2 separate regions of the Homo sapiens genome follow, and region 1 is linked to region 2. Evidence: chromatin loops called from intact Hi-C (ENCODE). Cell type or tissue: GM12878. All regions are shown on one strand. Each heading gives the region's core, and the rest is flanking DNA. Links, peaks and the distances in the headings are about the cores only.

Region 1 (16,654 bases), core at 7,959-11,958, 490 kb after region 2:
GACTTGCAGTATTTCAAACGAAAGAGACTTCCCCATAATCACTGGCATGCCACCAAGACTAAAAGTCAAGTCTTTTATTCAATGATGTCAATATCTAATTTGGGTTTTTTTTCCCTACATCTTTTAAGTGCTTTATATGGATTAAACCATTCTGTTCTCATAACAACACAATGCAGCAGGCATTACTTTTATTCCCACTTATGCATATGACCTAGAAACATACTGTTAAATCCTGTGTTTACTTTTTACATTTGTAAGATCTGGCATTTCTTCTCCATGACCTAGTTACTTGTCCTGAGTATAAGTAAGTTTGCTGTCTGTTTGCTTAAATTTCAGACATTTTACAAGCAAAATTTGGTGAAAAGTCATTTTAATTTCTTCTCCACTTACCATTCTCTGCCTTGAGGTGCTTTATTACCAGGAGTACAAAAGCTAGTTCAGGGAAACAGTAACAGTATTATAAGAATTGCTATTGTTTATTGCAGGTATTACTATATTATGCTAGATACTTCACAGATTTTTTTTCTTTTATCACTCCCTTCTTATTCAGATAAACAAGGAATTGAAGCTCAGAGAGATGTGCAATTTCCTGTACTTATACAGCTAATAAGTGCCAGGGCTCAAATATAAACCCAGACTTCCAGCTCAGTGCTCTTCATATGTTCCACACGACATATTCTGAAGGGACTGTAAAGGCAAAATTATGTATAAAATATAATTGAAGCAGACGTCTCCAAATTTTTGGTGAGCCCAAAGATTTCCAGTCAGAGGATAAGGCCTGGTCCCAGGCTGGGGATTGGCATAATGAGTGGTGGGGGCGGGGAGGTCTAGAAGGGAAGTGAGCTTTCTGGGAGGTGCCACACTACTTGTAACAGTCAGAGAATTCCCAAACAGGGGCAGGGCACATGTACTATCTGGTAGTCTGCCTGATAAGGCTTCAAGTTCTACTGGTAGATACTGATGCAGTCAATCTAAAGATGATAATTTTTAAATGCCTTTGGTTTTAGGGTTGGTTTATTTCATGTGGTCATTTTCACCTAATTAAATGATATTCAGTTCAAAATTACATAGAAACAACTAAAAAGACCTTAGGGGAAACAGGTTCTTCTGGATGAAAAATCAAATTTAGACACCAATAAATTCAATTCAATGAAAAATGGAAACCACAAACCAGACTGCCTGGTTGCATTGCATGTATGCTAATGTGCCATGCATTTCTGATGCATTAGTACAAAATGTTCTGTATATTTCATATGTGAAACCATGTCTTAGAAATAAAGAAATAGAATGAAATAATAAATGGCAAATGGTCACTGTTAATCTTTGACTTATTTTTAAAGCATGGTACTACTTGGTAGATCAAGTAATACCCATAATGTTAGAAAAACAAAGTTATTGTTTTATGGATGTCCTTTGTTTAGAGAAGTCCAGCTATTTCAATATATGTCTCTTTGGCCATAATACTCTATAAAAGAGAAGACGGAAAGAAATACAAAGAGAGAACAAGAAGGGATCTGAAGAGAGAGACTGGGAAAGGGAACAGTACATGGGAATATTTTTGCTTCCAGCTATGGACAAGTGCCACACTTTCTCCTAATAACCTTGACCTGCTTTTCCTGGCTCAGCAGTAGCAGCTGTGCCACATCGGCTTAGCATCTGCTTATCAATCTAACTGTGCAAACCTGACTCCCGCTTCCAGTGTCCTTAGCACTGAGGATATCACAGTGACCAGGTTGACTGAGCAGCCTGCAGAATGTAGGAAACAATCAGTTCTTAGGAGGAGGAGGGCAGGACAAGGTGTGGAGAAATTACCAGAACATGGTCTCTTTATTGTCCAATGATCATAAGGAGAAAGAATATTTGTTGGGCAGCACATGGGACAGGTTGTCCTAAAGTTGCAGAATTAATGGGTTGTTGAATCTTAAAAAGAAAAATGCCATTCCATCACACACCTCAGTAAATATGTAACGGTGTGTGAAAGCTCTGGGAGCATTGCTGCACTGATGCTTCGCCATGATATTCATATCTTCTCAGCCAAAAACGGAGACACCAGGAGCAGTATGAGAATACAAAGCAGAGCGATGGTGGTTAAGAGTTTGGCCTTCTTGTCAGGCTTCCATGTTTAAAATTCTGACTTCACCACTGACCAGCTTTGGGCAAAATACTTAAGCTCAATAGGACCCTTATGTTCTTGTGAGGATTAAAATAGGTAAAGAATAGAGAAGTATAGAGCCTGACACAAATGATACAATGGACTTTGGGAACTTAGGGGAAAAGGTGGGAGTGGAGTGAGGAATAAGAATACACATTAGATACAGTGTACACTGCTCGGGTGATGGTGATGGGTGCACCAAAATCTCAGAAATCACCACGAGTGAACTTATCCATGTAACCCAAAACCACCTGCTCCCCAAAAACCTATTAAAATAAAAAAAATTATATAGAGACTGGTTTCTGGTATGCAACCAATAAATATGTAGTATGAGAAATATGAGTGTATTTATAGAAACAAAATAATATTAAAAGCTAAGATAAGTCAGACTGTAGAAACGAGGCCTGTCCTCAAAACAAGTGTGTTTGTATAGTGCAGATAGATAGCATGAATTTGACCACAATAAGGCTCAGTGTGTGATGGCTCCTTGTCAGAGGATTTCTTCTGATCTGGGCCCATCTCAATAGCCCAGCCTGAAGTATCCTCCAGTAGTCATCGAGTCAACAAATGTTTAGTGAGTCCATCTGAATCTGTTCTTATAACTTAGGAGCAGTTCTAGACACTGGGGACACAGCAGTGAAGAAGAGTGTTAAAGTCCCTCCCTCACAGAGCTAATATTCTAGAAGGAGAAATAGAAAAAGATAAATATATTAAGAGATATATAAAGTCAGGGTGTGGTAACTGCTGTGAAGAGAAAGCAGGAAAGGAGATAGTGAGGGATAGGGCTATGGTTTGTAGTTAGTGTGGTTGATTGTCCTTGAGGAGGTGATACTTGCAGATATCTGAAAGAAGTGAAGATGGGAGTAGGGCAATTATCCTGGGATATTTCCAGGCAAAAGATCAGCAATAGGAAAGACTGAAGCCAAGTGTGTTTGGCAACCCAAGGGAAAGCAGGTCAGTGTGCCTGGAGCAGACTGAGTGAGGGAGAGAAATCAGGAGATATAATTAGAGAATTGGCCAGTGGCCCATCATGTAGGTCATCAGATGCCATAGTAAGGAGTTTGGAATACCTAAAAATATGCTGAGAAGACATTAGAAAATTTTGAGCAAAGGAATGTCATGATCTGAGTTATGTTTTACAAGGACCCTGACAGCTGCATGGAAAATAGATTATAGCAAGTAAAACCAGTTAGTAATCTTCCCAGATCAGATGATATATGAGTAGCTTTAATAGGATGGCAATGGTGAGATGTGGTCAGATTTGGGATATATTTTGAAAGTGGGGCACACATGATCAGCTGATGGTTTGAATAATGGTATGAAAGAAAAATAAGAATCAATATTGACTCCAAGTTGTTTTTTAACAAAAGCCAGCTGTGTGAATAATATTGTCACATTGAGAAAGCTCAGGAAGTAGTTGGTTTGAGGGTGGAGGGGAATCAAGTTTGGACAAGCTAGGTTTGAGATGCCTATTAAATATCCTGACGGATGTCAAATAAGTAAGATAAATGAAACTGGAGTTCAGGGGAGAGGTCATATCAAAAGATATATTTAGGAGTCAATAGTATATAGTTGGCATTTTAAATGGAGCTGAATGAGATTAACAAGAAAGTGAGTACAGCTGGGGAAAACATCCTAGCATTTAGAGTTGAATGAAGTAGAATCCAACAAAGACTGCAAAGATTTCTTACTTAGGACAAAAAGTGAAGAAAAAAGAGGCTGAAGCTAGGCAACCAGAGGCCCAAGCCATAATCACAGCTGTATCACAGGCTAGTATCAAGGTCTCTTCATTTCCACTTCATAACCTATAAAATGAGGATTATCACCTGTGCCTGTCACACTTTTACCATTGTTGAAAGGCAAAAAAGCTTTCATCTGTGACAAGTCACCAGAGAAATGTTGCAGCACCACTAGCAGGCAAGGAGAAAAAAGTTGTGAACCCAAGAAATATCATACCCTACTGGGAAAATGAAAGACTAGGAGTGATATTGTGCTAATTCCAAAATATGTGCAGTCCATATCTCCATCCCCCAGCTCCCAACTTCTCCTTCCCATCTGCTAAATAATGTCAACTCTAAGCTACAAAATGAATGCCCACAGAAGAGCATTAAAGGAACAAGTCAGAGCAGTGCCAAAGAAGAGAGAAAAGAAAGAAAATACTGGGAAGATTTAAAGAGCAAGGGAAATAGTAGATACTTTCCTTCCTTCCTTCCTTCCTTCCTTCCTTCCTTCCTTCCTTCTCTCCTTCCCTCCTTCCTTCCTTCCTTCCTCCCACGTTCCAATTTTTCTTTCAAGGTGGGGATGTTGCCCAGGCTGCACTTCAACTCCTGAGCTCAGGTGATCCTCCCGCCTCAACCTCCTGAGTAGCTAGGACTACAGGTGCACACCTCTGCAGCTGGCTTTTTAGATATTATTGTGTCCTTCCAGGTTAGGAATTGAAGAAGAAAGAGGAGGAAAAACAAGTAATCTTGGATACTTGCCATTTCCATGAAGGGAGGGAAGCAGCAGGACCCTTTGAGAGAAGATCAATGCTCAGCATCCTGGTAGATAGCAGAGGAATCCCTAATTAGTAATTCAACTGACATTGATTCAAAAGGTTGATTTGCAGGCATCCAAGCCTGGAAAGGAGGAAGTTTGATGTGTTTTCCAAATTGGCAGTGAAAGAATAATTTATGTTGGAGATTTGTTGCTGAGCAGAGAAAAGAGATGAGATAGTTGAAAAAATAAATGATGATACCACCCAGAGTTCTAGCTTTCCTTCACTTTTTATAGGAATAAAATAATGAGTAGAAGAGAAGGTATAAACTAGATTAAATATATTCCATATATAAACCATGCCAGAAAAGCAACCATCATTTCTCTTCCCCTTGAACTTTTCATTTAAGCACAGACACACTTTCAGGGACTAATGAGAAGATATAAATGTTGATGAAGAAATCACTTAATAAAATGCCATGAACACAGTTAAATAGTATTTAAAGATTTGGGAGAAGAGGGGTAACTTAAAAACAAATAGAAAGTACATGATAACATAACCAGTACAATTATTGTTAGCATTTGACTTAATTGCTTCTTTAAAAAGAAAAAAAAAAAGGTTTACATATCATCCTCAAGTCCATTGTGTCCTAATGCCCACTGCTAATCCTCTAGCAATAATAGGTATTATTCAGTATTTGTTTTAAATTATTACAAATGTTGTCACACTGTATCTACCATTCTACAACTTGCCTTTTTTATGAAACATTATTTTTTGAGATGCATAAATCTTGATATACAGAGATTTCTTTCACACATTTAATTTTTTCTGACAGTCATGCATTCTTACACTATTTCATGTGATCCTTCCAACTCTAAGTGAGTTAATGAGTTATAACATCTCCACTTTACAGATGAGAGTATTCAAGTTTGCCCAGGGGGTAGATGTAGAACCTTCTGGCTTCCTGGCCAATTCTTCTTCACTGTACCAACTGTTTTCAAGCTTATATTTTCATCTGTAAAATTTTTTTTCAAATATGAAACTTATATAGAATGCTAACATGTAGGAGGCATTCACATTAGAGCTAGAGGCAGAGGTTCTGGGCTGTGCCCTCAGCCTTTCCTACATCCTGCAGTGGCCCTTGAAGCAGCTTCATGAACCTCTAGTTCTCTGTGGCACCTGTTATGGAAGCTGGTGTACTAAAGCAGTGGCCTTTTTGCAAGCACTATGCAGCCAGACGAAAGTTTTAAATACAGAGAACAAAATGCCCATAGCGATTTGGTCAATGAGAGAACTGAACACACTTTTTGTGATGCCATCTATGCAATGCAGTGTAATGGCAAAAGGCGGCTAGCAAATCTTGGCTGGTATCCAGTATGCAGAGGAAAAGCTGTTTAAAAGTCTCCTCAGCTTAGAGTTTGGCCAAAGTAGATTTAAAGAACCTACTTTGTGTAGAAACCCCGTATTGTGAGGAACACAGAAATGCTTGAGATAGATGACAAAAGCAGTGAGCAGACACCAAGGAAAGGGTGGTTCTTGCAGAAGAAAGAAAGGAGAGAACAAACCCTTCAAAAGAAGTGGTTTAGTTCTTGACAGGAAAGAAATAAAGCATTCAGAGAAATTAATAGACAAAAATGAAAGCAAAGACAAATTAAAACAGGTTCTGTATATATGGAGCCAAAGTTTTAGAAGGGGAAAAAGATAAGAAAGGTGGTTTTTTTAAGGTTTTGTTTTGCTTTAGGTAGAATGATCAGGGTCTGAGAAGAAGGAAGGCCTCAAGATAAAATAAATACATTTTCAAAAACATGGGGATATCACTAGGTAAAGAGTAGACATAATGAAAGTAGCAAGCTGGGCATGGTGGCTCACACCTGTAATCCCAGCAATTTGGGAGGCCAATGCAGGTGGATCACAAGGTCAGGGGTTCGAGACCAGCCTGGCCAACATGGGTGAAACCCTGTCTCCGCTAAAAAAATTACAAAAACTAGCCGGGCATGGTGGTGTGTGCCTGTAATCCCAGCTACTTGGGAGGGTGAGGCGGGAGAACTGCTTGAACCCGAGAGGCGGAGGTTGCAGTGAGCCAAGATCACGCCACTGCACTCTAGCCTGGGTGACAGAGCAAGACTCCATCTCAAAAATAAATAAATAAATAATAAAAATTTAAAAATTAAAAAAATAAAGTAGCATAAGCTGGAGAAGCCTGAAAGACAGGATATGGCACTGTGAGGTGAAAAAATCAATTTAATTTGAGATTAAAAAATAAGACTATAAATCAAAAGTGACACATTGCATACAAATCTATATGGCATAAGTACTGCAGACAAGAAGGATGATGTTGAAAGTCCATCTTAACTAAATATTAGTGTTGTAAGGTTCAGGATAAGAAGAATAAGAAAACAGGCAGGCGTGGTGGCTCACGCCTGTAATCTCAGCACTTTGGGAGGCAGAGGCGGGCGGATCACCTGAGGTCAGGTGTTCAACACCAGCCTGACCAACATGGAGAAACCCCGTCTCTACTAAAAATACAAAATTAGCTGGGTGTGGTGGCGCATGCCTGCAATCCCAGCTACTTGGGAGGCTGAGGCAGGAGAATCCCTTTAACCCGGGAGGTGGAGTTTGCAGTGAGCCAAGATCATGCCATTGCACTCCAGCCTGGGCAAAAAGAGTGAAACTCCATCTCAAAAAAAAAAAAAAAAAAAAAAAAGAATAAGAAGAATAAGAAAAGTAATCTTATTGATGTATAACGAAATATGGATGAAACATACTTTTAGACATAAGGTAAGATCTGGCCTACCCAAACTACCCAATAAGGGAAATAATAGTAAATGTTCAATCAGTTCCTGTTCTGCTGCTAATCTTAAAGCCATATTTAAGGAAGAAGCCATTAAGGAAAACTGAACATATACTATAAAAAGAATTACATACTAGATGATATAATTAAATGTAACTCTACTCAACAGTACTTGTGAGTAATATACAACTGTAAGCACATACCCCTCAGCAAGAAAATATCTACAAGAAATGTTTGGCCAGAATTGTCAGCTGTTGTTAAAATATGACTTCAGTCTTGGTCCTTCCTATTTCATACAACACTCATTAATTCCAGATATCAATGCTGATATGCTTATAGTAATGAGCTCTATAACTTCAATTATACAGTTTTTGTGGCTGTAGCCACATAAGTTTATCTCTTGTGTTTCTACTGTTCTGTTTCTGTTTACAAAATTCTATTTGTTATTTTGAAAGTTGATGTTATACATCAAGTATAGAAGGCATGAATACTTTGTTGGGTTTGTTAATTTCCTTTGTTAATTTCTTCCATATTGTACTGGTTTAGAAGAGTATTACTGACTCTCATGACTTAGGTAGGAAAAATAATCTTCAAAATTGAGCACAAATTACTCAAATGCTTTTCTCTATGGTTATTTATTTCTAACTCTAAATGCCACCATTATAAAAAGCTTTGTTATCCCAGATGTGAGTTCAGTCTGGGCAACCACATTGAGATAATAAGTAAATCTGTTATGACTGTTTTGTGGGCATTACACTAAGTCTGAAAAAATTAAATGACAAAAAGAGAGAAGTGGGCCAGTTATAAGTGATATGATTTATGTGTAAGAGAATTTGTGTAATACAAAATTTGTATAATACAAAATGAAAGATAGCATCTTTGCTAATCATGCTATGGTGATAACTGATATTAATGTCTCAAAATCCCTGAAATATTAAATAAATAAAAGATGAATAAGCCAAGTCCTGTTAGAAAAAGAAAAAATGAAAACTATGATAAAAAGAATAATCAAAGCTTTACTCTCAAGATATCAGAGAGGTATTCATATGTTAAAATATGATATAAAAAATATTCATTGGTAGGAGATAAGATGAAGGCTATACCAAACAAAACAAACATTCTCAGCTACTGAGTGTTTAATGAAATAAAGTAGATAGGAAAGTATAAGCAAACAAGGCATAAACCGAAAAGAGGAACTGAGAAAAGTGTATGCAAACAAAGTACAGGAGGTAGTAAAGAAAAGTGAAAGGTAAGGACTCCTTATCAAAAAAAAATTCACAGTAATAAAACAAAAAGACAATTTAAAGTGGCTTGAAAAGAGAAACACTAGAAATAATGGTAGAATAATGGTAATCCTCATAAACCTACCTCAAAAAGCAAGAAAAAAATTTTAGTTCAAGAGGACACATGTTAGTTAATGCCAAGAAACTTAACAAATGATGAAGAATAAAAGTCTTTAATAGTAGATCTTATAACTCAAAGAGGAATTAAAAAGTTTTAAAATAAATACATACTTAAGTCACATGACCTCACTGACATGGAATTGTAGCTCCACAAATGTTAAGGTGGGGACAGGTATGGAAATTATGAGGTGACAGAATAATAATAAATAAGAAACAGCAATAAAAATTGACTGTTTTAGGGATTGGTAAAACAGTAGTGTTTTTAGCAGAAATATCATTGGCTACTCGGGATGGGACCAGAATGATAAGTTGTGTTCATGATATTATACGTTAGGTGTCTTTGGAAAATTCAAGAATAAATACCCCCTTTCATATATTCTCAACAACAAATCTACTGACCCAGCTATATCAGCACCCATTATCTATGCCTTCCCTCCTGTTAAATGGATTATTATCATTATATTTATTCTATGCTGTTTTCTAGCATCAATCCCTGTACAGTACACTAGATCTGGTCCCTTCTCACCTACATTGCTCTGGCAATGTCTCCTATCTCTCCTGTGTGATCAGTTTTTCTCTCTGTTTTAGATTATCCCCCTCAACAGACAGTATTCTTTAATATGTTTTATCTTTAAAACAATCTCCCTGTACTTCACAACCATGTCATTAATCTCTTATTTACAGCAAGAATCCTTGACAATTTTGTTTAGACATTCTCTCCTTCTGTTCTCTCTCAACCTACTCCATTAGAATTTCCTTTCCCATACTCCATTAGAATTTCCTTTCCCATTGCTCTACTGAAATAATTCTTGCTAATGACATCAATGGCTTTTATGTTGCCAAATCCAATGGTCATTTCTCAGCCCTTATCTAATTTAATTTATCAGCATGATTTGATACACTTAATCATCCCTGCATCTTGAGACACTTTCTTCACTTGGCTTCTGGGACAATATTTTTTCTTGCTTCTATTTTTACTTAATTGATTATTATTCTCTGTTCCCTTAACTAGTTTTTCCTTATCTTTCCAACCTCTAAATGAAATATTTGGGGGCCCAAGAGCTCATTCCTTTGACCTTTTCTTTATCTATGTCTAGATGATCAACCCAGTTGCATGGCTTTAATGATCAATTTCATATTGAGTATCCATAAATTTTTATGTCCATGCTTGACTTCTACTGTACTCGAGATTCATATATTGAACTTTAAATTGAATATCTTGTAGGTATCTCAAAATTAACTTCTAAAAACCCAAACTTTTAAGAGACAATAGGATAAAAACCTAGATGACCTTGGGTATTGGAATGACATTTTAGATATATCACCAAAGTCATGATCCATGAAAGAAATAATTTTAAAGCTGCACTTCATTAAAATGAACAACTTCTGCTCTACAAAAAGAAATGTCAAGAGAATGTGAAGACAAGACACAGATGGGAAAAAATATTTTCATAAAACATGTCTGATAAAGGACTATTATCCAAAATACAGTCTTAAGTGTTGGGTCTTAAGTGAACAACCTAACTGAAAAATTGGCTAAAGACCTGAACAGACACCTCACCAAATAAGTTATGGTAAATAAGCATATTAAAAGATGTTCAACATCGTATGTCATTAGGGAATTGCAAACTAATGACGAGATATCGCTACATGCCCATTAATTCAAACAGGTAAAATGCAAAACACTGACAACATCACAAGCTGAAAACGATGTTGAGAAACAGGAATTCTCTACTGTTGCTGGTGGGAAGGCAAAAATAGTATAGCCACTTTGGAAGACAGTTGGGTAGTGTCTTACAAAATTAAACAGACTCTTACCATATGATCCAGAAATTGAAATTTCTCTCTTTGGTATTTACCCAAGTGAGTTGAAAACTTATATCCACATAAAAACCTGCACTCAGATATTTATGACAGCTTTATTCCAAACTGCCAAAACTTGGAAGTAACCAAGATGTCCTTCAGTGAATGGATAAACTATGGTATATCCAAACAATGGGATATTATTTGATGGTTAAAAAAAAATAAGTTATCAAGCCATGAAAACACATGGATGACATTTAAATGCATACTAGTAAATGAAAGAAGTCAATCTGAAAAGGCTACACACTCATTATTTCAACTATATGACATTCTGGAAAAGGCAAACCTATGGAGACGGTAAAAGAATCAGTGGTTGCACGGGGTTTGGGGGAAAAAAGTAGAGCATTGAGGATGTTTTAGGTAGTGAAACTATTCTGGATGAAATTGTTACCAACAAAGCTGCCCCCACCAAAAAAATGGGGTCCTTGCCTGTTTGGTGCCATGGAGCCAATATGCAAAACCAAAAGTGTCAAGCAGTGCAGGCTTTATTTCATGGCCATGGAATGGAGAAGTGGGAGCTTAGCTCACAAATCATCTTCTCTGCTAGTGAAGGGTGAGGAAGTTAAAATATAGTTTCTCTAATGAAGAAGTGGGGCATTAAAAGCAAGGGAATGCCGGGCACAGTGGCTCATGCCTGTAATCCCAGCATTTTGGGAGACCGAGACGGGCGGATCACTTGAGGTCAGGAGTTCGAGAGCAGTCTGGCCAATGTGGTAAAACCCTGTCTCTACTAAAAATACAAAAATTAGCCAGGTGTGGTGGCACACGCCTGTAGTCCCAGCTACTCAGGAGGCTGAGGTGGGAGAATTGCTTCAACCCTGGAGGCGGAGGTTGCAGTGAGCCGAGATCACGCCATTGCACTCCAGCCTGGGCAACAAGCAAGACTCCGTCTCAAAAAAAAAAAAAAAAAAGCAAGGGAAGAATATTCATGATGTATTCTCTGGAAATGCGCAGGAAACTTTCTGGAACTGGAGTGTTGCCATCCTTTCTGTCCTTTTATTACTTTTTCCAATTATTGTCACGGAGATTGTCAACTGTCATGGCAGTGGTGGTAGTGTCATTTAGCATGGAAAGGAGATTATAATGAGGCCTGAAGTCTTTTTGAAGCTGTTCAGTCAGCTATCTTGACTCTAAGCAGTCTCAGTTGGTCTGGTTACAGGGGAACTTTTTATTGCAGGTTTCCTGTTTCTTAAAGACAAACAGAGTTACAGCAGGGTAGAAATTTAGTTATGTTACACAAGCATTGCACCAGGTAACAATATGACAATTATGAATACATGTCATTATATATTGTTCAAAGCCACAGAATGTACAACACCAAGGATGAACCCTAGCATAAACAATGAACTTTGGGTGATAATGATATGTTAATGTAGGTTCATCAATTGTAACAACTGTACCACTTTGCTATGAGATGTCCATAGTGAGAGGTTTTTTGTATGTAGAGACAGGCGGTATATGCAAACTTTCTGGACTTTCTGCTCAATTTTGCTATGAACCCAAAACTTCTCTAAAAACTAAAGTTAATTTAAAAAAAAAAAAACTGAACCACCCCCAAATATTGTCAATCTCACTTCTCTGTGTTAAACATTTGCAGCATCCTAGATAACTCTCCTATAGCAAATTCTGTTGGCTTCACTTTCAACATATATTTTAAATCTGGCTCCCTCTCACTGCTATTGCAACTACCATTCCAGCCCAAGACATAATCGTCTCTCATCTGAACTAATACTGTGTCTTCCTAATGGGTTGTCCTGCTTCCGTTATTCTCAATAGTCTGTAATTCACACATCAATGATACTTTTTGAACAAGTCAGATTATGTCCCTTGTTTGCTTAAAATGTTCCAGTCTCACTCACTATAAAATCCAAAGTCTTCATCGTTGTTCACAGACCTAAGATTTCGTCTCTCTGCTTCCTCTCCAACTCTCCTCCCACCTTTCCTTCCCTTGTTCAATTCCTTCCTGACATACCAGTTTCTCTGCTCTTCTTAGGACCTCCTCAGTCCTCTCCTGCCTTGGGGCTTTGGCACCTGCTCTTCCTTCTGCCTGGAACATCATACCACCCATAGCCACATGGCCTGCTTTCCTCCTTATGTTCTTCAGGTCTCTGCTCTAGTGTTATCAGAGAAGGCTTCCTTCACCACCTCATAAAAAGAAAGCACCACTGTCACTTCCTATCAACTTACCCCACTTTACATTCTCCATTGCATTCATCATTACTTCCCCTTTCTTTGTCTGTTAATCTCTTTCACCTAAAAATGTAAGCTTCATGAGAACTGGAGTTTCATATTTGTTTCATTGCTATATCTATAGCTTCATTACAGTGCCTGGAACATGGCTGGTATTCAGTACTAAAATTTGTTGAATCACCCTCTTTCTGGGTTGGAGATACTGACTGCAGCCTCAGATACATGGACTTACCAAGGGAGAAGAAGTTTACATTGAAGAAGGCTGAGGACAGATTATTAAAACCTTTGAGAGGTTGCAGAAAATGGAATAATCAGAATGTAGCAAAGTTTTCTTTAGGTGTGTCTTTCATACCATACTTACATGCCAAACTACATATCCAAACAAACATTCTTGAAAGAAAGGAGATAACATCTATTAATTCTTTGAATAACTGTTTGGGGAGAAAGAGTAATAGGAACACTAGTCTCTCTATATATACTATATCCAATTTGAGCCAGCTCTCCAAAACTAGGAGAGAGAAAGAAGAGGAGTGGGGTAAGGCTAGTTGCAAAAAAAGCATTTATGTGACTTTGTTGAAAGAAAGTCTCTAGGATTTAAAAATTTGCATGATCATGGGGATAAAGACAGTATAAATGCAGAAGTCTGTCAAAGTCTGGAGAAGAGGTAGCCAGAAGATGAAGTGCATTTAGAGGTAAAAGGAGAAGGAAGCAGATGTAAGAAGGAATCATGAATACTTGAGCAATCCAAGCTTATAAGAAATTGTGTTGGCTTTGGTGGTAGAAGAGGAAGAGTAAACATGTATTTATATTATAAAAATAAACCTTATCTTTTAAAAACTGCAGATCCAGTGAAAAGTACTTCAAAGGGTCTCTACTAATGTGTGAGATTAAGTCTTCTGATTACCATTTTGTACCTCCAATAATGTTAGTACAATGCATTTTCAAATGCTTTATGCTGCTAAGCCCAACAGAGAAACATTCTTAAAGAAAATTTTGTTCCAACCTCCAAACTTTCCTTACGTATATTTATTGACTATTAAAATGTGGCATCTAGGATCTGCTGAGTGAAAAGTAAGAAAGGAAGGCATCATACATTTAAAGCAACAGTATCCAGAGGTTTATAGTAAGAGGAATTTGGTGTAGTGATTAATACTATTTGGAAGCTAATTGTTAACAAAACCACTGCCAACTCCTGAGAGTTAGTTAGAAAATGAATTAGAAAAGTCTTCCTGAGCAGTGAAAATTAGGAAGCTGATAAAAATTTATTTTTAAAGAATAGTGAGACAAACTGGAGAAAAAATATCATTTTGACTGTGGCTTTAGGAGCGAAGCAAAATATACAATAAAATAAAAATTCACTCAGAGTTGAGCTCACCCCATTATTACTCTGCGTTCTTTCCCTAATTCATGTGGTGAGACAGGGCAGAGGCTAAACCCATTTTATTGTCACCACAACCTAAGCATAGAACTAGCCACTGAAGGGAGGCATCCAGCTCTGGGAATCTCTGTGCTGATTAGAAATAGTGAGCAACTTCTAAACACACACAGGACCTTCCATAAGACATACACAGGCAAATAACTAACATTCTATCTCAGGTATTTAGCTTTAAACTTTTTGCAAAATCTTACACACATGTCTACGTATATGCACAGCAAAACTGAATTAACCATGTATTTGAACTTCTCTTCACCTAAAAATATTATTGCAGTTTTATATGCACCTAGCAATGTTAATCTTTCAGAAAGCTCCTGGGATGATCAAATATGTCAATATGTCCATGTGGATCTTGGAATCATCTGTAAAGATTACTGCATAAGTATAATCAAATTTTTCCCCATTTCCAAGTGGACAATAAAATTCTATCCCACCCTCTTCCCCTTTCAAATAAATACATTTTTAAATGGAGTACCTTCTCAGGAAGGTAGACAGGGGAAGAAAAAGAGAAGAATTTAAATCAGTTTATTTGATTTTCTATTCACTAGACTGGGCTCTCATGAATTTGAAGGAAAAATGATAAGAGTAGCAACTATGTGTGGGTTTCAGTTACCCACACTATTCCTATTCCTTGTTGTGGCTAATGTTTGATTGGTGATTTATTAAATTAACTGGGGAATATCAGAAAAGGAGTTCATTCAGCTTCATTTCTGATAATTCTTATCCTTTTATGTAGTTTATTTACTGAAATAAAATTTGGCAATTTCCTCCCGACCTGATCTAACACTAGAGTGGGAGCAAGACGCCATCGCCAATGTGACTTCATGCAAAACCTGACAACTGTGTGCTGTTTCCACAGAACTCCCTGAAAACAGAATAGACCAAATCCCTATGTGACTGAGACATTCCGTAGCCAAAGGATACCCCTCGTGAGATGAATTTGGCTTACCTTTCACACTGAAGTCTCCCAGAAACTTCAAAACCTCATGGAACATAACCCAGGGAGCATACACAGCAAACAAAATAGCGTGGCATTTCTATGACCATAATATATATACATTTGGTGGATGAAAGCCTCATGTTGTATTCCTCTGATCACACATTGGCAGGGCCTGTGTTAGCTGTTTAGAACTGGCTTGACCTTACCTCAGAAAAGTTGTTCTTTCAAGAGATATCCTTTGCTTAAGACCCAGTAGAATCTCATACAACAGGGCAAATAATACCTGTCTGACTATAGTTTCAATCAGTGCCAAATATAAACTTTTTTCCCCTATCCCATGTCAGTTATGGAAAAATAAGGAAAGTCGTGCAGTTTAGTGCATAGCCAATCTTTAGAATCATGTGGGAAGCTTATTAAAAATATGGATTACTGGTACCCAGACTTACTTAATCAGAATCTCTGAGGGATAGATGAGCCTTGGAATCCATGTGTTTAACCCTTGCCCATGGGTGATGCTGAAAATTACCCAAGTTTAGGGAAGCCCAGTCAAGTAGAAAGCATGTGACATGTCAGTGGAGAGAGCCTTCACATTATCTTTCCCTCCGGAGGTGTGGCCTTCACTCGGTCTCAACTCTCTAGCCTGTGAAATGGTGATAAGGCTGACTGCCTCCTTTCCCCCTCATCTCACTGAGATATTGTTTAGACTAAAGAGACGCTGACCTTAATTTTCTGATCTGTGGATCAGAGAAAGCAGATGCATGCCCTTCTCATATCTATGCAGGGCTGAGGATATGCCTCATTTGCCCGCATGCAGTGCCCAGCTTGTATGCTGCCACTCTGTTCCCATGTTTCTGGAGTGGCATAGCCTGGGGCAGACAGAGCACAGGGATGAATGAATCTGGCAAGTCTGTGGACAAGCTGATGATACAGTCTTGCTGGGCCTGAATGGTCTGACCCCCATCCTTCCTCCTAAGTCATCCCTCCTGGGAAAATAATAATCTCTATGTTATCAGGAGTATGGTGTTGTCAGCCACCTGGAGTGGTTGGGGACGAGCTTGGCCCCGTCAGAAAATATTATAAAAGAGATAGCCAGGAAAGTCTTTTTCTGTCTGCATTTTGGAGTTGTAGTTGAGTATTCTAGAAGGCAAGAACTGGTCAGGTGGAAATAAATAATAATTAATTTTTCTTTCAGAAATCTTTGTGGAAGGTAAATGTGCTGTCTTCAGATGAAAGAGACCCCCCCACCTAGTTCAAATCCAGTTAACACTTTAGAGAGCTCATATGAGAATGCTTGAATATTCAGTGATAATGAGCTGTGGTTTTTAATGCTTACCTATTTCTATTATAGTGCCTGCACAGGTTCGACACATAGTAAGCACTTAATAAATACAAGTTGCCTAACTG
Region 2 (16,654 bases), core at 10,490-14,489:
AATTTTGTGTTAAAATATTTCTAAACAGATCCTTAAAGGATAAAGAGGATCTAGCCAGCTTAAGAAGTGGGGAAAGACATTTATTGCAGAAAAAGGAGCAGGTAAAAATTAAAAAATGTGAGAGATCAATTAATGAACAAATGATTAAAAAGGATTGGAAAGGAATTTATGGACAATGGGACTAGACAGGTAAGCAGAGGCCTTATTTTAACACAAAATTCAGATTTAGTGACTCAATAACCACATAAGTTCCTATATCTTGCCTATAGAAAACACCCATTTCATTCATTTTATGAAGAAATGGAAGGTTTTTACTCACTAGGCGCTCTAATAAGTCATAGGGCAGTGTTTACCAACCATGGTCTCCAAGTACACTGCAGTATTTCTTAAGATAGTCATTAAATATCTGTTGAGCAGTCCCTTTATGCTAAGCACTGTTCTAATCACTGTGAAAACCGTGGTCAGGACGGCAAAGTCCCTGCTTACATGTAGCAGGGCTTAAAATTTTTTTTTACAAAGAATTCCCAAAACTATTTTGCCATGAAGAATTAAAAAAAAAAACCTGCAAAAGAAAGCATTCTCACTTATTTACATTCCAATATACTTAGAAGAAAAGGTTTATTGCCCTATGTTTTCCCATTTGAGTATGTTACATGGGAGAGTTATTACCTGTCATTAGTTGGTGGTGGAAAACAGGCTGAGGATTCCTGTAAGAGCAACACTAAGGTGGAAATATGTCATCACCCTCAGGAAGCTTACTCTTTAGGAGTGCAGGCATCAAACAAGCAATTTTAAATATAGGATGTCAGCCATAAACTGAGATATGATCACGGTTTAATGAGACTTCAGAAATGTCATCTTTACTCACATCTTGCTTGCCAGATCAACATATCTACATACTACCCACTGGCCATTTTCATGAGGACATCATACAGATCCCTCAATGTCAAGGTGTTCAAAGTCAACGTTATTAGTTCCCTCAAACCTGATTCTTCTTTGTTTTGGTGATTTTTTTTCAGTTTGACTAATACAGGAATCTATGTTCAATCTTGACTCCTCCCTTTCTCTCAAAAACATCCTGACTAACACTCTATCTGTTAAATATCTCTTATAGTCATAATCTTCATAATTTTTACTTCACTTGTTATTTTTACTACTACTGTCATTCATAAGACCTTACTTCAAACCCATATAATTTCTTTCCTAAATTAAATGAGCCATTAACCTGTTCCCACATCTCTGTAGCAGCACTCTCACTTTTAATACTGCATCTCAGAGCAGTCGTTCTAGGATGTAGAGCCAACCATATCACTGAACTGGTGAATTTATAAATAACATCTTCCTTTCAAGATAACACAGCCAGGCCCTTTCTGCACTGTCCTCTGCCTACCTGTGTAGTCCCACTGTCCATAAATTCCTTTCCAATCATTTTTAATCATTGTTCATTAACTGATCTCTCACTTTTTTGAATTTTTACCTGCTCCTTCTTCTGCAAGAAATGTCCTTCCCACTTCTTATACTGGCTAGATCCTCTTCATCTTTTAAGGATTAGTTTAGGAATATTCTCTTGATAAAATTACCTGTCTGCAGACTGGGTAGAGATTCTCATCTATATGTTCCTATATTGCTCTGAGCTTACCTGGGTTTCACATTTTACTACCCTGTACCACACATGACAAATTACTTGTTTGTGCCCTAAATTGAACTGTAGTGACTCTTTGAGGACAAGGACCAGGTATTGTCTATCTTGTGTATTCAGGTTTATGAAGAGTGACTGTTACCTAGTAGACTCTCAATGCATACTTGTTAAATAATCATATAGATATATGAATTACTGGCATAGGGCACAATGGTTGCTATCTAGCAGTATATTCTGGGAGAACAGATTCTTTCTGAAGGAAAAGTCATAGTGGTAAAAATGATCCAAAAGACACTGAGAAAGAATTTAATTTAAACTAGCATTGAGTGCATGAAACATTTTTAGCAAATACTTTTAGTGAAACTGAGTAGGCTTTAGAATTAGCAATCCCAAATCCTATTCCATTCATCTTGCTAAATTCAGAAAACAGTATTTTTTTGGAATGTGACATGGCTGTGTGCCTACCCAAATCTCATCTTGAATTGTAGCTCCCATAATTCCCATGTGTTGTAGGAGGGACCTTTTGGAAGATAATTGAGTCATGGGGACAGTTTCCCCCATACTGTTCTTGTGGTAGTGAATAAGTCTCACAAGATCTGATGATTTTGTAAGGGGTTTCCTCTTTTGCTTTGATTCATTCTCTCTTGCCTGCTGCCATGTAAGAAGTGTCTTTCACCTTCTGCCGTGATTATGAGGCCTCCCCAGCCATGTGGAAATGTGAGTCCATTAAACCTCTTTTAAAAAAAATTACCCAGTCTCTGGTATGTCTTTATCAGCAGCATGAAAATGGACTAATATAGAATGATAGCAAACCCTATTTGCACCATAGTCAAAACAATGATTCTCAGTACTTGGTTCGATCTACAACATGCCCTCATCATTGGCTTCTACTTTGTCATCAGAAGCAGCTTACCATTTTGAATATTAATGACTTTATGTGTCTAACTTTGGGAAAAGTATTGTCACCATCTTCCACCTTATACTCCACCCTCAAGGAATATATTGCTGTCCGCTCTACCTGGAATGCCTTTCCTATAGATGGCCACCTAGCTCATTCCCTCATTTGCTTCAGGTCTTTCCTGAAATGTCATCTTCTCGGTGAGAAGGCCTCTTCTGACTCTTGCTAACATACTTCCCTAACACATTCATCCCAGTGATCACCTTTTCTAACATAATACATATTTACTTATATTTCTGCTTTACTATTCATATCCTTCATTAGAATATAAACTTCATGAGGACAAGATTCTTTGCTTTGTTATGTGTTTTGTCTCCAGTTCTTGGGATAACTTCAGCATTTAGTAGGTGTTCAATAATGATATCTTGAATGAATGAATGATCCAGCATCTGAACTGAGATCTGTTTACATAATGTATGCCAGGTTTTGTTTGACCTTGGTAGTGACGAAAAAGGTGGATGATTGTATTAATAAAATTGCCTCTTTCATTTCCTAATGCTTGCTAATTTTTCACCACATCCTGGGTACATTCCTTCCATCCCATGTCTGTAATTATTTGATCCCTCTTTGATGGAAGTTGTTCACCAAGTGCTTGAAGTTTGGTAAATTTCCTAGCCTACTCAGACAGGTGGGATTACAGTATTTGAATAAAATATAGAACTAATAGCCTTATCAGCCTTTGCTTGATCTTGTTTTCCTAACAGTCAAGATTTTCCTTTCCAAAATCAATGTGTTCTATTACACCTAATTTACTTAACGGAGGACCTGCCAGGTGCTAAATGACAGGGCTCAACAGTGATATCATCTCCTCAAGTACCTTTCATCCAACATCCTGCCTCCGCCCTGCAGAGCTTTCTCCTCCCCCCTCTTACCTTCCTGCTTCTATTGCCTACATGCAGCCTCTATCTAAAGTGTGTCAACACCACTATTTGATTCCATTAGTAGATATTTCAGGAATATATTAGTTAAATGTGTTTGTTACACACGGACAAAACAGCCAACCAACATAATTTAAAAAATTTTAACTAATAGTGTAGGTTTCCACATTAACATAGAAGTAAAAGCTGTAAGTTGAGAATTTCATGCCCAGGAGTAGTAGGCAAGAGGATCTCACCCCAGAGCACCTATTTTTAATTTTCAGAACCTCAGAAAATTGCAAATGTTGTAGTTTAGGGAAAATCTACCATCAGTCTAAATTATAGGAAGAGAATGAAAGAGAGTGGAAAATGTTGAACAAACTAACACATCCTACTTGGGAAGTTAGTCAACACTTTGCTAATTAGGGCCATATTTTATTAGAAACAAAAGAGGAAATCACAGAGCACAGGCATTTTAAAATCAGTATCTTTCTACTGGGAAGTTCATTGCTCAGTTAATATCTATCACACTGCACTAATAACTTTCTGCAAGTACCAAGGAGGGAAAAGTCAGAGCTGAAACAATGCCAGAGTGTTAATATAATATCCGTGGGTGCCCCTGTGAATCCCAGATTTTTTTTAAAAAAAGTTTCTCAGTATTTCCAGGAATTAAATACCATCTTAAGTATAAATTTTGAGAACTTAGTGTAGTGGCAACAAAGGAACTTTAATTCATTTTAAAAGAGCATGCATCCACTGTCTGAAATTACCAGGTTTAAAAGGGGGTGAACTGGAGCGTTCTGAACATATAGAGACATTGATTTCCCTTTCCAAGAAATGTACCCCAGCTTAACCACCTCTTATAATTTTTAACTTGCTATATTCCCCACTTTAGTACATAGAATCCCATATGATTCTTCCCTTGCTTGTAAATTGCATGTCAGTTGTTCACTGTGTTTATGTCTCATTTCCTTTATTGTGTTAGGAACTAAGCAGCAGCATGTTCTCTCTTCACCCTGTGCCTCTCAACCCATCCAGGGCTGTGCTGTGCGTGGTGTGCAGTCAGAAATGCCTATTGAATGAACTTCTTGTCTATGTTGATCCTATTAACCAGATAATTGCCTAATCTCCACTTGGCTTTGTGCTCTATAGGCACAACATAACAGGTGAAGTGAATAAAAGCTCTCTTCAAGCAAATACTCTCATGAATGGGGTCTTTTTTTCAGAGGGCATGGTCGCCTGTACCTCTGGAAGACAATGTTCATCTCACACCAATGAGCAGATTAGACTCAGAGAAAAGTTGACCCAAAAGATCAGATTTAGTATCAACACAAACAAACCTTTATAGGGGAGAAGATGGGAAGGGGGGCAGGGGAGTCTGTGTACCCAACAGGACTTTCCCCTTCCATCACCACTTTTCTCCTAGCAAACATCCGAACCACAGACATTCCAGTCACCTTCTACACTGTTTATTTGGGCTGAGGCAAAACTCGATAAGATCGATTCCAAGTTACAGAGCCTGATATACGGAGAAGAACAACTGTGGTATGAATGCAAAAAAAAAAAAAAAAAGAAGAAAAAGGACCAATGCTAGCACTTATGCAGAAAATATTCAAGTAGATAAACAATTGCACCAAGTCATAAATTTATGGGGAATATTCCACCTCTCAACAGATCTTTTGCATTTGAGGCTCTGAGTTAATCAGTTAACCAGCATTTCACGGGACATTCTGCTATTACTGAGGGTCAAGAGTATTCACTTGAAGAAAGTTACTTCAAACAGCTACCTGTGTGTCTTATATCCCAACCCTTGATACATAAAAATATAAATATATGACATGTCATAATATTTTCATATTGGGTAACTACAGAGAATATTTTGGCAAGGGTGCTTAATCTAAAATGTTCAATTTTAATCAGTTTGAACTATGGTCTGTCTTTCTGTGAACTGAAAGCCACCAATCAATTTTCCTTTATCTTTTTTTCTGTTTTTCTTACCCAAGGCAATGCCTTTTGTAAAAGGGTATTTATTTTTAATGGATTTTTTAATGAATTTTTCAGTCAAGCTATTAATAATGCCATTAATTATAGGCAGCTTGTATTAAAGTGCACGCTGGCCTCTTAATCCTGACCCCCAGCTATTGGCTTGCAGCTAATCCAGCCTGGTGCTTGGCAGAGAAGGGCAGGCCTCAGCCAGCGGCTGCTAGGAAACAGGATGGGAAAGGCAGAACGGAGGGATAAGAGGGAGGAGGGGACGAATAGATGTTTCGTCTCTTCTTTGCCAGAGGGCCTAAAGTTTAAAGCCAGATGATGTGTGAGTGGGGTGGGATAATCCCGCGGATGCCATGCAAGCACTTAGGAAGAACTTCCCACTGGAAGGGCTTTGCTCTGCCTTCAAGGCCTGGCCGGTTTGATAACCCCACAGGAACACTGCGCTCCCTTACCTGAGGCGGTTATGTGCGACTGCCTCCGCTCCAATCTGCTTAAATTGACCAGACAGAAGCTTCTGCCACATAATGGATTCCAATCCCTAGCTTTCTTTCCTTCACCACCCCAGCTTCCCAGTGTTAGGAAAAGTGTTTAATTACCATTTGCTTTCAAGATAATTAAATGTTCCAGGATTTCATCCTTTAGTGAAAATGCTGCTGTGAGCTTATAGGGATGAGTATGTTGTGTATTTTTAAGAATGTTGGCAGGTAGTACAAGTAGACTATTAGGTTTTGGTCAGTAAGGCGCAAGCTTTGGGTGTATGGGTGTCTTTTGTTGATTGTTATCATTGACATGGTGAGTGCCATCTGAAAGAAGGAAGCCAGTTCAATCTGAAGTTGATAGAAAACAACAACAACAACAACAATAAATAAATAAATAAATAAATAACAAGGCTTCAAAGGACTATAGCAGCCCAAACTGGAGAAAGGACATATGAACAGTAACACTAGAAAATAGCAAAAGTAGCCATACAAGGCCGAATATGTTTTTTAACATGACCTTGAGACAAAAAGGAAAATAGGAACTTGTGGGTCATTCTGGCGGCAACTTACTTTGTCTTTCAAAAGCTGGTGGTTGCATGTAATTGGTATGAGAGAAAATATTGCTTCTAATAACAAATCCTTTTAATCAAAATAAATAATAATACTAGTGGCATGATTCTATAAAGAACAATGTTCTTAGCTATTTTCTGGTGTAATGATTTGACATAAACCAAGGTGAAACCTCACTTTTAATTATTCTCAAAATAAGTCCAGGTCCAATTCTCCAAAGAAATGGGGAAATTTTAAGGAGTTTATTTCATATTGGATTATAATAAATATTTACATTATGTATAGCAATAGAAGTATTTCAGGGGGAATTGGTTTCAGAACCCATTGATTTATTAATGACATTTTTTAACTATAAACATTATCAGATTCTCACCTGCCTAAAAAGATTTCTATCATTAAAATAGAACAGAGTATTAATTTGTTGTTTTTAATAGCACAAATTGGGAAAGAATCATTGCATTTGATTAAATTACTTCTTCATTAACCAATGTACATGTTATTTCTGTCATGGGTCTGGGACTGTGACAAATTTTGATAATAGAGTGATAACAAAAAACAGCATGGTCCTACTCTTACAGACCTTAAAGTTAACCAGGTACCCTTGGAAATGCCAGCCTTTCTAAAATAGTTCCCCTCATCCATGTAGGAAATGACAGTGAATGAAGGGCTTGACGCTATGCAGATCCAAGTCCACCACCAAGGCAACTATCAAAGTGTTCTTAAAAAAGAATACTTGAAAGTTCTTTATCAATGACATGAAACATGACTTGTTTCCTCCATAATGTCTACCTTTGATTAGCCTAAAGTATTTTTGGTATGGTTAAGAGTATGCATCTTTGTTAATTGAAGACACTCCTCTCTGATAATATCAATAGTTATCATATGGATGAATTTTATGGGAAGATAATTTACTCCCACTGGGAGCTGGCCTCTAAGATCTGTCTATGACATCAGTTTCAGAGCTCACCCTTGCCAGGAAATATAAAGAAATTCCCTCTCCAGTTCATCAATATTTTGCCCCTGTCCATGATCCTTTTTTTTTTTTTTATCTTTTTTTTCTCTTCCTCAGATTCTCAGTTCCATCATGGGTTCTCCGTGGCCCAGACAGGTGGCACTAACATGAAGTCATCAGAGGACCATGATCCTTCAAGCTCTTAATGATCAAGCCACAGCCTGAAGAGAGTAAAGAGAAATGTTCTTTATATGCCCTAATAGTATCCCCATTTTTCTTATTTTCTTAGTATATGGAAGAATTTGACTTATGATTTCAGAGGATAAGCAGTGTTCCTCTGTTTATTACCAATAGTTCATATGCTTGATTCCCCACCAAACTCTAAGTTCTTGGGGGCAAAAACTGTGCCTTTCTGTCTTCTGGGTGTTTTCAGTCAAGTGCAAGTGAAAGGCACAGTTGGCACTCGGGGCATCTGTTGGACGAATAAGAGAATGAATGGTAAAAATGAATAAATAAATGAAATGAATGTAAAGTAAGACATGAAATAATTTTAATTTTATTCTCAAGAAAGCTGTTTCTCATTGAAGTATCACTGTACATTTGATCCCTTTATTCCTTATTTTGACCCCAATTTAGCAATCCACAAGCTGGATGAACTTGAGCATGTTATTTAACTTCACTAATATTTTTTGTTTCCTCATTCTTAAAATGGGAATAAAAATCCTTATTTCTCAGGGTAATGCAACTCAATGAATGAGAAGTCCTCATAAAAGAGCATGCATGGGAGTTCAGTATATGGCAATAAACTTATTATTGTACTTGTTGCTTCCTGACACTGCATGATTGAAACGACATCACAATGGCATTCTTTTTTTTTTTAAGATGTTCTTTCCAGAAAAATAGCTGTGACCATTCCTTGATTTAGCTCCTATGCTTATTATTGTGTATGCTTGATTTTACTGGAGATTAGATCTCATCGTACATTATATTACTGTAATAGGTTATAAATCTTAAAGCCAGTGTCATACAATGAAGAAATGCAACAGCAAGCAGGGTTCTTCCCTAAACATTACTTGAAGGCTTCTGAGTTCCTTTGTAAATTTCCATCTGCTTAAAAATATTTGAACTCATTTTTAAATTTCAGGGGCTTAATGTTACTTATAGCGTATGAGAGTTCAGATTCAAAATCAGCCTCAGCTGGGACAAACCTGAACATTCTAATCAGGTTACTGTCATTCTGCTATTTGACTGGAGATTACACAGAGAATCCATGTAATTTTAATTTTGTGAGCACCTGACCTGAAAGTCACTAAAGGAATACTCTGTACTCACATTCACTATAGACAGGCATTCTTTCCACTAAATTTATGGACTTGTAAATTGTGTCATAAAACAAGTAGAAGAGTGGGAGAGTAAAGTGTAATTAGATAGGCGGTCTCAGGCTCAAGATAATATAGGGACCCATATTATGTGACTGTGGCAATGGTTCTCTCATTAGAAGATGTTACAGTTGAAGTATCTGTTAGTTTAGGTGTCCTGAGGTATTTGTTTTCTTTGTTCTTGTGATCTGTACTAACTAAAAATTTGTAAAATTTCCAGAACAAATAAAATCACAAATTATGTTACATCATTTTCTAGCTGGTTTGGAGTTTTTTGGTGGTTTTATCATATCACCAAAAATTCTACCTATTTTTCCCAGATTTGCCCTGGGAAGGTGAGCTTCCTGTTGCAATTAGGGGAGCAATTGCATAATTGCCTCAAAGTTCAAAATCTGATGTAGCTTTATCATCAAGCCAGACCTATTTAGAGCCCTGGAAGGTTATTATTTCATTTAAATGTTCATAGCCCAGATCAGGCCTGTGAAACAAAGAGAGTAGGTAGGTCTCTTATCTAGCATCCATTTGGGGATAAATAGGGGACTTAGAAGCACAATCTTTTTTTTATCACAAAAGCTATATTTCTCACATATTTGAGCAATGTGTCTCAAGGATTATACAGCCAGCTCTACCTATCCATGGGGTTTCTATCCATAGATTCAACCAACTGTAGATTCAAAAAAGTTGAAAAAAAGGATAAAAAAAACCAACACAATAAAAATATTCAAATAAAAATCAGTATAACAACAATTTACATAGCATTTACATTGTATTAGGTATTATAAGTAATTTAGAGATGATTTAAAGTACATGGGGAGATGTGCAGACGTTATATGCGAATACTATCGGAATTGAGCATCTGCTAATTTTGGTATCTGTGGATGTTGTGGAGCCAATCCCCCACAGATACCAAAGGACTACTCTATATTTTATGCCTCCATTCATCCCAGCTCTTCAATGTTCTTCTTTTAATTTTATCTCCAGCCTTCCTAATTTTTATGTGTTTCTGGGTTACATATAAAGTCAATTGCAATTTCCAGAATTTTTTTCTAAAGAAAAGTTTTGTGAGAGTGGCATAACCTCCTAATTCAGCTTAGTTTTATATGACTGCATCACTTACTATATTCATAATCCTTCTTCTGTGTGGGAGATATTGTAATTTTATACACTGTACACCTATTGCAGAATACACATTCTACACTTATTTCAAGTAAGTCAGGCATGAGATACATTCTTCTAAGGTAAGATTGATAAGAATCTAATAATTTCAGAGATGGGTACAAAACAAAACACAAAATTTTTTGGTACATTAAGTTTGGAATTATCAGAAAAGGCTTTAAGGAGCTTAATTTTAGAACACTTCTGATCCTCCCCCCACCCCCCACACACATACCCATCTCCAAGTAAATAGCACAAAAAATGTATTTTCTATCTGAAGAAGAAAGTTGCCTCCATTTAGAGATGGTATCCTATATGAAAGTCATGGCATCACTTGTAGCCATGACTCATTGTCCCCACTTCCTTGTTTAATACGTCATGCTCCTTTATAAGATGGAGTGGAATAATCCCTTGATTTCATGTGGTACCTCACCTACAGTTTACAAAGTGCCTTTACATTCATTTCTTCATATTATTAACATGATAACCTTATGCGGTAGAGACAAAAGAGATTGTTATTATCTTTGTTAGATTAGGAAATTGAGGTTTTGGAAATTCAAATGATGCCCACCATCCTACAACTCTGCAAGTAGCAGAGTTAGGATTTGATCTCAGATCATCTGAGTCTATAACTGGTTCCACTTTCCATCACGCTAAGCCACGTCAAGGTACTTGATGTTGGTGGAAGTTAACTTTACTTCCTACAGTGTGTGAACAAAGCTATGACAGAAACTGAGTTAATAAGTTGAATTATATGGTGTCAAAGTTTTCTTTCAACCTACAGTATGCTGTGTTTCTGGAGCACTTTGGAATGTTTAGTCTGTGCTGTGAGGAATACCAAGATCCCAGCAAAATCCGTCTTTCTTCTCCCTTACAAATGCTAGAGGTATTTTTCACAGGGGCTCTGGTTCCCAATCAGCTAGGAGAGGAAGGAGACATACAAATCTGCCATGGAAGAATGTAAACCAGAAAACTAAATTTGTGAACCCATATAGCTCATTAGCATTATAAATTACTCAATTAAGGAAGGATAGGAAATTTCCCCAAGATGTCTTAGAAAATCAAATAGTTACCTAAGAATTTTGAAGGAAAATTGATGGACTAAAATGAGTTCTTAATATAGCTATAGGATTGTTGCATTCTCTAAATCCTTGAATTCAATCTTGTTCAACTTAATTCCTCACCTAACTGGTGATGGGTGGTGAAGGAGTGAAGAGGGATAGAGGAAGATGCAAGCTGTCTCAGTCTCCAATTCTGGGTGAAAGCAAATGACTTGATAAAACATAATCACAAAAAGAAAATTAGACTTTTTGGACTCTCATCCTTCTATCTTTCAATTAGTTTGTTGGCAGGGCAAAGTATTGTGTTGCCAAAGTCTTTGTACGTTGGTCAGTAACGTCTCTCTCTTTCTCACTCTCTCTCTCTCTCTCTCTCTTTGTTTCTCTCCTTTCTCTCCCTCTCTTATTCTTAAAAGAAAATGTACATGGTTGCAGGGCACTGTTGCCAAAATTCATATTCAGTTGGTAAATCTATAACTATTTAAGATTCCTAATCTGTTTTCTTGTTTTTATGTTCATTCTTGCTTTTTCTTTTACTTCGTAACGATATGCCTTTAAAAAATACCTTTCAAGGGTCTCTGAAAGTAATTTGACATGGTTCCGAATCCCACTACTTTTCTTTTCCTAGAGAAGTTTCACGTGGCTGATGCTTTATTGTTTCATGTTACTTGCTAGTTATTTGACTTTGACAGAGCTGGGTTATGGATTCAAGGGAAGGAAAGAGTAAAAGAACAAAAGGAGTCTAATTCATGCTTGAGATTCTGTCTTCCCAGTGGGACTATGTTTTTGTTTGTTCTTCACAGGAATGATGAATACTGATCAGACTAAATTTAAGACCCACAGGGAAGTTGTATGTACTATAAAATTCTCTGGGTCCTGAACAGGGTAACACACTTTATGATTTCAAAAAGTACTGATGAATCTCAGTAAAGACTAGGGGAATTTTTTTAAAAGCAAAGTAAATAGGAAGCCGCAGGGACTGGAGTTCCCTCTCATTTCTCACTTTCTGTTTTCTCTTAACTCTTTATAGCCCCTACTCACGCAACATTTCTCTAGGGAGATGCACAATCCCCAAGGTGATAGCAAAAACAAAAATGACACTCAGTGAGCTTTCAGAGTAAACAAAAGCTGTGCTTGTGTACAAAATTTGTTTTATTGGCCCAGTTTAACAATCTTCTTTCACATAGCCCTGTGAATAGCAGGAATCAGGACATGACTCCTGGAATCCAAGACTGTCTTGTGAAATCCTGACAAGGAAAGCAATTAGAACTTTCAATTCTATCTGGTTTCACCACATGCATATAGACATGGCAGTATCATAAAATTATAAACTAGTTGATGTAAGGCTACACAGATGTAAATACATACTTAAGGTGAACTGTGGATTACAAGGAATTATGTTATGCTTGTTTTTTGTTAAAAAAACTGGAATGTTGAATAATAAATTGTAACATATGCCTGTATATATTGATATTATTTTTATAGTCACTTTCAGAGGACAAATTGATAAACATTAATTAATTTGAATGGGCCACAAGAGATTAAAAAGCTAAAGCATGACTTCTTCACTTTAGTTTTATTTTTTTCTTCTTTGGCAGCAAGGAACTCAATATAGTACAGTATAGTATAGTGTAGTGTACTATATACTATAGTATACAGTATAGTGTGAGTTTATACCAGAGTCAGCAAAGTTTTTCAGTAAAGGGCCAAATAATAAACTTTATAGGCTTTGCAGGTCATATGGTCTCTATCTGAACTACTCAAGTCTGCCATTGTAGTGCAGAAGATACCATAGACAATACATAAATAAATGAATGTAACTGTGTTTCCATAAAACTTTATTTATAAAAAAAAGATGGCTACACACCCATGGGCCATAATTTGTCAACCCTATCTACCCGTGGTCTACAGACCATAGCATGGAGGAAAATGTCTTATCAGTTTTTGGTACTAATACAAAAGGAAAGTCTCCATAGTGTTGTAGTTTATATAATCTGAAGTAGAACCATTTAGTTAATTCTTCATCTGTAACATTACTACCTAGAAGGACTAGTAGCCTGAATATCTTCCCATTTACCAGTAAGTAAAGTAAGACTATATTGAACATGTATAGAGTAAGGCATTGTGCTTCTTCCTATGAGGAAACAAATGCATATGAGATAAACTCTAGATCACCCCAAAATGTGCAGACTGGTTAGAATTTTAAGGGACTAATCCCTAACTGCAAGGCAAGATAGAGTATGAAAAATGTCACCTGTAAAAGTATTGATAATGAATTATATATAAATCCAGAGAAAGTAGAAGTGATTGCTAAGGCAGAAAGGAAATTAAAGTATTCCCAGGTGCCAGTTAGTATGCTAGGTACTTTTGTTTTATACATTTCTCATTTAATCTTCAAAATTAATCTGAGACAATGGTCTTGATATTTTCATTTTTTTCCTATTAGGAAATTGAGACTCAGAATGGATAGATTGATCCAAAAATACTGTTTATCCTTTTAAATCTTTTTATTTAGAGTTATAGTAGCTAATATTGAAGGAGTGTTGGTACCTCTGAACAACTTGGAGAAGTAAATTAGAAATTCCTCTCTCTGTCAACAAGAAGGAGAGGGAGAGGGAGATTCAGTGAGTTACCTCAGGTCTCACAGTAACTTTAAAAAGCCAGATTTGAGTTTGCAGCTCACATTTTTAAGCCATGTCTGAACACCCCACAATGTAAAATATCAAGATTCAAACCATATTACACTGATGTAAAAAAGCAGATGGATGGGAATGGGATGTGAATTTAAGTAGAATTGAAAGAATGACATTGGATGGTTTTGAATGAAAACCACAAATATACCTGTAAGTGTAGGAAGAGATTATAGGCTGATGAAAATTATCACGAGATGATACTTCTAGAAACCCTCTCCAAGGCTACACTAAGGCAGAATGAATCCTTGTGATGCCATGGGAATAATTATAACAATTATTTGCTAATCTTTAGATCTTAAAGCAATTATAAATATCATTAGCTCATTAGGTGATAAATCATTTCAACTCCTGGCCCCCAGTTTTCTCATCTGGGAAAACAAAAAGTTGTACAATACTGATTATTAAGGTTACTTTCAGCTTGGAAAAACCAAATGTATCTGTGATTCTCTAACTTCCTGTGATCTAAATTTCTGAGTTACATAAACCTGCCCATCTGAGTTTGGAATTAAGCCTTAAGCCAGAAAACATGTGACCTACCATGTACTAATGACTGCTAATGTATCTCTTAGAGTAAACCACTGCCCCCTCATTTTTAAGAACAGTAAATTAGGGACACAATAATTTGGGTTCACCTAGAATTCATCTCATATGCATTTGTTTCCTCATAGGAACAAGCATGTAATTTTTAGTATTACATGGCTTTGATATTTAGCCATATTTGATATTTAGGAGTATTACATATTTGATATTTAGGAGTATTACTTTGGATAAATACTCCAAAGTCACAGTTATCCGAGTGTTGGCTCTTATTATAAGGCTTTGAGAAGGGAAAGTTTGGGTGTGTGCCTTCCTTCTGAGTACTGCTGAGTAAATCTGAGGCCCAAGAGCTATCACTCTGGACCAGGTAATCAAGGGCTAGTGGTTTCTCATCTTTCCCATTTAGAAGATGGGATTAAGGAAATGTTGAATTGGCCCCCATTCCTTTTTGTTGTTGTTGTTGTTACTGATATTATGTATGACAGGAAAACCCTGCCTCCACAGACCAGACACGTTACTGGGCATCTCTGTACTTAGCACAGGGAGTCTGATCAATTAGTCCATTTAACAGGAGCTCCCCAGCCAGCCTCCCTCTGGAAAGCAGCTAAGAAATTCTTACATTCCTCTCAATATGTTAATCAGACAACTGGTATCACAGTTCTCTAACTGTGTAATACCAGTCCCCCTTGGCAGATATATTTTATTTGGATAATGATGTGAAATTTAAGATCTACGTTTCAATTGTGCAGAGCCATAGGCAGTTGTCAATTTTAGTGACAGACATAGACCTCGAGCTAAATTCCTGTGCACAAGCAAAAACTCCAACAAGCGTAGCACAATTCTGGTCCCTTAATAGAAATACATTTTCTCCCATCGAGGGGCAGTATTTTTAAATGTTCATCACATCTCTTGGTACCAGCAAATCACTAATGCTCTCGAATATTTCCCTTAACATGGGCATTGGTGACTTGAGCCATCAACCAGGCTGACAGGAAATCAGATGATTATAACCTGATATCCTGCTTCTTCTCTAGGAGAACAATGCTGAAAACACACCATCTTTTATCCCTCTGCAGTTTCTCCAGCAAAGTTGTTAGTTAATAGGTCCAAACTCCAAGGCAAAAAGAAGAGTCTCAACTGCTGAATTTCTAAGACCTTAGGATCCACGTAATGGGGAGAATTCCCACTGCTGATCTTGCTGTTGGCAATTACATTAAAGAAACAGCCAGCAAGTGAACCCTGTGGCCTGGGGCATCGGTAATGTGATGTGTGGCCTCTCACCTTGAGGTCACTGGTTCAAATCCACCCGTGGCTAATGGGGGCGAACAGTGTCTGGTATTCTAGGTAAAATTATTTGTTAGATTTGTGAAAACACACATCAGATCCTGGGGCAAATGTACCAAAATAAACATCACAATTAATCCTAACCCATTGGTATTATGATTTAACACTTAGTGAGTTTTAACCAGCCAAGTTGAAAAGAAAGAATTTTTTTTTAAGTCTGCAAAGTGTGTGCTCCTAATACTAAACTGGCTGCTTTGTACTGTGGCCTAAAGGTAAATAAACTGGGGCTTTGTCTCAGCAGAGAGCAAGGGAATTCCAGAGAAAAGACTCCACTTCCCTGAAATGCAAATCAGGAATATTAGCAAAAGGAGCTGGCTGATTTTTCCTGCTCCAGTGGTGGACAGGGATAAACACTTTCTTGGCATTGACTTGTTTACATGCTTCCAGGCACTAATAGAAGGTGCAATAATCAGTGGTACAAATAGAAAGACAAAGGATCTGGGGGTGGAGATTAATATCCATCACACCTCATCTCTGGACCTTATTTCTTCATCAGTAATATAAAGGGTTTAGGGCAAAACAATCTCTAAGGCTCCATGAGTCTGTAATTCTCAGACTAAGAGCTCTGATTTCTAGTATCCAAATAGCTTTTCACTCCCCTGATTGGACAAGCATTACCACTCTCCATACCCCCAGCATATCTGAGTTCTCTGACATGAGACACATACACAGGCTTGAGGGTAATCAGGACCAGATCAGAAGTTTTGACTCTGCTGCTCCCAGCTGTGTGTCTTTCTGCAGGGGACTTCCCCTTCCTGAACTCCAGGTTCCTCACCCATAATAGGAGGAAATAATATCTACCCCAAAGTTAGTATACATTAAAGAAGATAAATGAAGAACCTAGTACATTGCCTGGAACATAGTACACATGCAATAAATGTTAAACATTTCTTAAGAAATTACCTCTTTCACCTCTATCCCCCAAGAACCATAATAAGATTGGTTATTGCTTATTCAATCACTCAAGAGATTCTGAAATGTGAACTTATCTTTTTTCAGATTCATTTAATCAGTGTGAGCTGTTTATTGTCACAACCATAC

The links. Hi-C counts contacts between places; a loop is a spot of excess contacts. Peaks named below come from ENCODE experiments on the same cell type or tissue, not always from the same donor. Only the 100,000 strongest peaks of a DNase experiment are listed, where the experiment ranks them.
Region 1: a loop joins it to region 2, with 2.7 times the contacts of the local background. A loop is called at or near these places in 1 of 110 quality-filtered maps.

The regions. Positions count from the first base shown.
Region 1 is chr6:50,958,696-50,975,349 of GRCh38, reverse strand. No RefSeq gene overlaps it. Among named protein-coding and RNA genes, the nearest start is that of TFAP2B, 150 kb to the right of the region's middle. In GM12878, for the core only: no CTCF peak of the experiment used is centred there; no DNase peak of the experiment used is centred there.
Region 2 is chr6:51,455,668-51,472,321 of GRCh38, reverse strand. LOC124900230 (small nucleolar RNA SNORD66) reads right to left here and starts at 7,632; the gene lies at 7,557-7,632. In GM12878, for the core only: no CTCF peak of the experiment used is centred there; a DNase peak (open chromatin) is centred at 12,101; H3K27ac peaks cover 1,481 bases.